Linked DNA regions of Homo sapiens: region 2 is linked to region 1. Evidence: chromatin contacts called from ENCODE Hi-C or POLR2A ChIA-PET data. All regions are on one chromosome and are shown on one strand. The core of a region is the stretch at or near the end of the contact, and the rest is flanking DNA. Distances in the headings are between cores, read along the strand shown. Region 1 has its middle 88 kb from the start of FASLG. Region 2 has its middle 130 kb from the start of TNFSF18.

Region 1 (3,354 bases), core at 809-3,308:
GGTGCTTGGGCCCAGCCCTGGAGGCCTCGAAGAAGGTGAGGGGATGGCTTACTTTAAGCCAAGGGCTCTCTGACCTCTGCGCCTGTAAGCATGCAGCCGCCCGGGTTCAGATCCTGCTAACACAGGGGCTGCAGGCGCAGAACAATTCCGCCACAGGAATTACGCGCCGCTCTTCACCCGCGCGGCAGACTCCGCGGCTCTGCTCTCCTGCCCATCCTGCCCCGCCGCGGGCTTCAGCACCGGAGGAGATGAGGTTCTGTGTCTAGAACCTTTCAATAAGTCCTTTTCCTGCTTATATAATCTAGAGCTTATACCTATTAATTGCAACCAAGACTCTCAGCTAGAACAATATTTAATCAGTACTTGTATGTTATGATTTTAATAAATATATTTTATTAAGAAGTACAAATAGCTATCACATACTAAATTTCATAAATATTAGCAGTTTAGTAAGTCTCCCTACTGAATCTATTCCATCCTAATAGATGCTGCCACCTACTTTATAGCAACTACCAAATGACAGGCCTAGTACCTAACAAAAGTTAAAAGGGGGACTTGCCTTGCCTTGAAAATTCAGCCCCCTGTAATCCCAGCCCTTTGGGAGGCCAAGGCAGGCAGATGGCTTGAGTCCAGGAGTTCACAGACCAGCCTGGGCAACATGATGAAACTCCGTCTCTACAAAAAATACAAAAATTAGCCGGGCTTGGTGGTGCATACTTGTAGTTCCAACTACTCAGGAGGCTGAGGTGTGAAGATCGCTTGAGCCTGGGAGGCAGAGGTTGCAGTGAGCTGTGATCACTCTAGCCTGGGCAACAGAGCAAGACGCCATCTCAAAAAAAAGAAGGAAGGAAGGAAGGAAGGAAGGAAGGAAAGAAAGAAAGAAAGAAAGAAAGAAAGAAAGAAAGAAAGAAAGAAAGAAAGAAAGAGAAAATAGAAAAGGAAATTCAGTCCCGTGAAGTAATAGCAATTTTTATATACTTGTGAAATATAAACTGTCTTGAATATCTCACTAATTATTTAATACATGCTGCTTCACTACTGGGCTTTTCTTATTCTCTCCAATTGCCCAAATGACTTACCAAGGCAATAGGTAGTGATGATGGCTCAGTGATATAGAATTTGACAATAATTCTATTCGCGCTTTCTTGGACCCAGAGGGATTTAATTATTGAGGAAAGAAAGACAGTCTCCTTGATTGGAGGACAGCGGCACTCCTATGATTTGGATACCCAAGAGCAAAGTTAAATGGAGATTCTAGGGCAGACATGCAAGTGGGCTTGATCTCACTTATCTACTGTGATCTGACAGCAGTGGCTGTCAGGAGCATGGTGACGGGAAGTATCTTGAGGCTACATCCTGGCTAAGCAAGAAAAACATAAGACAATTAACAATGCTTGCAAGGATGCAGAAGTGGTGACAAGAGCCCATATTGGCTCTACATGTTATCATGAAAAAATTAACCAAATAAGACCACGAAGGAGAGTTAGATTACAAGAAACTCCTTATTCTGTATAGTGGCTATGTACAGCCTTAATTTTGATTCTCAATAGACCTGCTGAGATTTCTTAGGGCCTGGATGAATAGTCCAATATCACAAGCCATTAACATACATGAAAATTAAAGATGTAATACTAGCAAGTGATCCTCTTGGAAATGTCCCCATCAGGTTCCAGCTGACCAAATGTAAACTTATTTAAGTATGTTTGTAGATCTTGAGCTCTTAGCCACAAACATCACTTTAAATGATGAGTAAAAATAGATAAGTACTTCAAACATTGGCAAACACTCAAAGATTCAAAACCAAATGTTTCTTCCTAGTTTACCTTGTTTAAAAAGATGACACAAACTACTCCTAAAAACTAGTGACTGCCTACATTGGTAAACATTCTGGTCCTGGTGGCCTCTGGTGTTTCTTCCTTCTAGTCATGTTGTCCTTTTAAGCAAGGGTCACTCTTACTCCTCAGAGGAAAGTCAACATGACTCACTTTCAGAAACTGAAAGTACACCATGTCCACATAAGCAGTGCTGCTTACTGTATAACCGCAAAACCACATCAGAATAAGTCAGCTGCTCAGGAAGGAGAAGAAGGAGTGAGCTGAACAAACTCACCCCCATTCCAGATGGGGAGACTTTAAGAGTAGCCACAGGCTTCTTTGTTAAGCAGAGACTTAGATCAGAGGAGAAATGTCAGTGGCAGGCAGTGCAAGCAGGGTCCCTGGCTTCTGGTTACTGAATACATTGAAACAAGAGCCCACTCAAGGCCCCACTGTAAAGCCCTGAGGTTTTGGCTTCATCATCTCTTTCCTTTCCTTTGGTACATTCTTTCCCTAGTTTTCATCTCTCTCTGAACGTCAGGTGCTCTCTTGCCAAACCTCGTGTTAAGTGATTTTGGACAGGGTTTAAAGAAGTGGATCTTTTCTCTGAGTTAGATATTGTTAGGATCCCATGACTGGGTATCTTAATAATTCTTACCTAGAAGGTGTGAAGAATAAAACGAGACTGACTAAAGCATTCCTTGGTAAAGCAGCAGCAATCTCTTATATCAATAAGGATAGGGGCACACTGGTCATTTTTGTGGTCACTTTTAGACAACGCTCTTGGTTTCATCTGTGCTCAGACAGGATTATAGAGTGGATTTTATTTCTTTCTCTATTGTGATCACAGAGTGCCTTTTCTGATGTTGGCATTCTATGAAATTGTTTCTACTCAACAGGAGAACACTGGCCTAGCCATGAGTGCAGCACTAGCTTTAGCAACACCAAGGTCTAGCCTGTTCTCCATTCTTTCCTTGGGACAATCCACTCTTCCAAGTGACATAAACTAATCAGAAGAATTAATATCAGTTAACAAGAGTTAAGGGGCTGGGGAGGGGGGGTGTTCCGTACTTGCATTATAATAGTGACCTTTTAGAGAAAAGGCTGACCCCAGATAAACCATAATAGAGAAACTGGGTGGAAGAAAATAGATTCAGGAATTCTCCAATTAAACCATATAGGCAACCAGCTCCTCTGCCACCATATTAGCTGATCCTACATTTCATACCCACAGTTGAACTTCCAGGTAATCAACTAAATGAGGTCCATTCATGTTACCCTACTGTGCAGGCTTTTGGGATGGTTTGCCAACCACACTTCTAGAAGTCTCTCCTTTCATACAGAATCTCCTCTCATCTGGCAAGCTAGTCTCTTCTTGTTTTTCTGGTTTCTAAATGAATTCATATTGGAGCTTAACTTGCCAACCCTTATGAGTTGCTTTCAGAATGATCGCAACTGTTCTGAACAAGCCACCCTTTCTTGCTTGACTTCCCACTACTTTGGAGAGTGATTGTGAATCCTTGTGACTTCTCTTCACAGT
Region 2 (3,618 bases), core at 322-2,821, 170 kb before region 1:
CAAGTATAGAATGGATTGTCCCTGTGGATATTGAAGTAATCAAAAATTCTGATAAGAGTAGTGGGTGAGGAAAAACATGGTGAACTGGAGGCTAAAATTTTTTATTGAAAAGAGAGGTGAGACTTAGGGCTTAGGAGGTAGGTAGGTGATGAGTATGGAATCTACTGGCAGGCATTTTCAGATAATGTTTTTAAAGGATTAACAATATTTGGGAGAAGCACTGAGAATCAAAGACACATATCTCATCTCTAGTATATAGTACAAGGTTTATGAGAGGAAAAAAAACATCTTCACTTGAAAGGGATGTGGGAGAAGCAGTATGTTTAAAGGAGACCCGGATTTCACTTAGGACAAGCTAATGAAGAGAGTTGCGAGAGAAGAGGCTGTGTATACTGGAGATATTGTTGAGGCTTGACCATAAGAAGAGAAACCAGAGAAAGGGTTTGGGGGACCTGCCTGGGAAGAGATGGGAGATGGAGTCAAAGTAGGAAATATAACGAGCAGTGTGAGGAGAAGAGAGGCAGGATAACCTGAGGGCATGCCCTAAAGACTCCAAGGTGAAGGCAGATGATCGATTCTGACTACAGCGCCTTCTTGCATTTAGTCCTTAGGCAGTTTGTGGTGGTAAGTTTTGGAGGAGTATTAAACATGAGTTTGGGAGCCTGGGAAGGGTCTCACTAGAGGCATGTAGAGCTCTGTGGGCCTCCTTTCAATCCTGGAATGGAACAATTGCAGATATTCAAAAGACGCTCTATGGGCTTGCTTTCTGTTAAGTAGATGCTAACTGATCATTTGTTTTATTCGTTTATCAATTATTTATGGGGAGCCCACAATGTGGAGGGCACTGTTTTAGACTTTGGATAAACAAACACACCTTTGGGTCTCCTGGACTTTACGGTTTAGTGGGAGAGAGATATTTAAAGTAAATAAACCAAGAAACACAATATCCAACTGTGCCATTGCTATAAAGACAAAGAACAGGGTGTAATGAGATCATGCAACCGGGTACCTTATGGTATTTAATTCTTCTACATTCTTTGAGTGTACCATGTTGCCTAGCTCCAAAAACACAGCTAAGAAGTAAAAGTGAAAACATATGTTAAGGTTTGATTATTTTCTGAATTAACTAATGAGACTGATTAAGGTGAGACTAAGAAGTAGTGAGACTGATCCCAAAAAGCCACCAAGAAATTACTAATTGCCTCATAATTATAATATCCAGATAAAACTTATTTTTCTACTAGTATATAGCCCTTCTCTTGAATTAACTTTAAACTGTAATTAAGTGACCAGTGTTGTTTAAATATGAGAAAACATTGTGTGGATGTCACTTTGGCACAGAGATACCAGATATGAATAAATGGGAAAACCTCAACTCCATTCATTGTTCTGGGTGGAGGTGGTAGGAAGTTGCCCACAATAAAATGCAAAAGTGCCTTCTGCTGAAATGTGCCCTGAGCCCACTTAGTCACAATATTAAAATGCAGATCCAAGTATTTGGAACAATATGCTCAACTTCTGGTCTATAGCTCCTGAAATGCACTGGGTCCCTATGACTCACTGGCAGAACACGGTTGAAAGAATGTCGAACTCATAAGAGAAAAATGTAACTCCCTGAGATGAATACAACCAACAAGAGAGTGCTTGCCAATGAGAAAATATTGAATTGTTAAAATGCAGTTCTGGAGAAGGCAATACAGGTGTGGAAGGAATATTCTATACTTGTCTCTATCACAGGAGTGTGTTGCTACTTCCAGCAAACTCACTTTCCAAAGAGAAGTCTTCGTAACATTTCTTCAAGGCCAATAATGCCAAGAGTGAAGTTTGCATAAGCTTTAAAAATTTCCCAACTTACCTACCAACTGAAAAATAGGTCAACTTTCAGTCTCAAGAGTAAGAAACTAAATGCATCAATGGGAAGAAACTAACTGCATCAATGGGGTCCTTTTTCCAGTTCAAATTAGGGACTTTAAGTCAGTTTTCCTTGGGAGTCTCCCAGCCTGAAGGAAATAAAAAAAAAAAATAAAAGCAATTAACACCACTTCAGAACTAGACTAGAGATCCACAAGGTAAACATTTTGAGAAAAAGCTAAGAAAAAATCCAAAAGATGAAGGAACAAGGCATCCAGTTCATCCAGAATCCTTCAAGCTTCTCTTTAGACTCATCCACTCACCCACCCATCCATCCATCCATCCATCTTTCCATCCAACTTTCTATTTGATTTTTGTTCGGCTGTCGTTGACCAAGCAGCTACTAAGTGTCTAGCTGAGGTTCACATATCGACAAGACACAGTTCCAGTCTTTGAGGAGCTAATTTGTAATGTTGCAACAAGCCACCAGGTAACCACACAGACAATTTCCATACTATCTAAGAACTGTCATGATAGAGTTAGCACAGGTGCTTTGGGGACACATAATAGGGTGGGGAACTTCATTCAGTAAAGGGCAGGGTAGAGGGGGAGCAGGTCAATGTCTTTAAGGAAGTCATATCCATGCCAAGATGTGAAAGGGGTAGGAGTCAGGCAAAGGAGAGAGGAGAAGGAAAAGTATGGATAAAAAACAAGTGTGTGCTGCTCATTCCTGGGTAGAATCTACAGTGGCCAGGCTTGTAACTCAGCTTGGGCCCCAGTAGGCTCTGTAGGAATGAAGGGTCTCCTGAGGCTCTAACATCCACTCAGACCCAAAGCAGTGAGGCTAGAGGGCTAATAAAATGTGTGGTGATATAAATGTTTTCAGTAAATATTTACATGAGGTAAATATTCAGTGATGGGTGATGGAAGATGGAAGATGGAGCCAGAAGGTAAAACCCTTCTGGAAAGTAATATTTTAGGCCAGAATCTAAAAGTGAGTAAATTCAGGTGAGTAAGAGAATGGAAACAAGTATCCTAAGCCTAGCAAATGCCACCTGCCATGGCCAAGAGAGTGCTATGGCCAGAGTACAGGGAAGACCTCAGAAAGACAGGCAAGGAGTTGGGTGGAGAAGACAAAGTGAACCTAGGCAGTGCCTACAAATTTGTGAAATGTTATTTTGAATATCCCCAAAGATGGCAAATCTTTGTTTTATAAAGGTGATTATTGAAAGTAGCTGAATGTCATGGAGCCCAAACTGATGAACCATATGAAAAATAATCTGAAAGAGTGTCTTTTAGCCCAAAACAAGATTTAAGTTATGAAATAACAACATAAACATTTTCTTATAAACTGGCTCTGAAGTAACCCAAAAAAGAAAGACAAAGCAAAGAACAGGGCTATAATATGCTCTCAGAAAAAATAGTTTCTTAAATTAAGTGGATGGCCTCCAAAGGTGACTTCCTTAAAGTGACAGCACTCGGTTAGATGCTTGTAAATTTAGACAAGATATTTTTAAGTTCTGACTCAGTGATGTCTAATCTCTTGAGAATATCCCCTGAGAGTAGATTAAATATTTGTGAAGATATAAATTGCATTGAAAAGCACACTCCAGATTTTGGAGCTATGGAATAATTCTCTTTGAAAGGGATGTAATAGGCGCCTCACCTTCTCCAACTCTCACCCTAAGCAGTGTCTTTATCCTTTCTTAGATTTCCTCCTGGGTTTCTTTCACTGGCTGAATATGGATAATGTTGATTTTGTATCAT

The links. Hi-C counts contacts between places; a loop is a spot of excess contacts on that map. ChIA-PET counts read pairs that join two places held with the same protein, here RNA polymerase II (POLR2A). Pooled maps may share reads with other maps.
Region 2: a loop to region 1 is called in a map of PC-3, with 11 times the contacts of the local background. The contact joins two enhancer-like sites. A Hi-C loop is called at or near these places in 6 of 168 maps with a recorded cell type or tissue (IMR-90, MCF 10A, OCI-LY7 and 3 more) and 2 of 50 pooled maps. POLR2A ChIA-PET finds 5 or more read pairs at or near these places in 2 of 52 experiments (BJ and CD8-positive, alpha-beta memory T cell).

What each region holds. Positions count from the first base shown.
Region 1 is chr1:172,745,160-172,748,513 of GRCh38, reverse strand. It overlaps the pseudogene SLC25A38P1. Among named protein-coding and RNA genes, the nearest start is that of FASLG, 88 kb to the right of the region's middle. Within about 2 kb of position 2,058, at least 14 of the 41 ENCODE cell types and tissues checked have a DNase peak (open chromatin) inside an H3K27ac peak, as active enhancers do; they include PC-3, endothelial cell of umbilical vein and mammary epithelial cell, where a contact is called at or near this core.
Region 2 is chr1:172,916,069-172,919,686 of GRCh38, reverse strand. No RefSeq gene overlaps it. Among named protein-coding and RNA genes, the nearest start is that of TNFSF18, 130 kb to the left of the region's middle. Within about 2 kb of position 1,571, at least 5 of the 41 ENCODE cell types and tissues checked have a DNase peak (open chromatin) inside an H3K27ac peak, as active enhancers do; they include PC-3, endothelial cell of umbilical vein and mammary epithelial cell, where a contact is called at or near this core.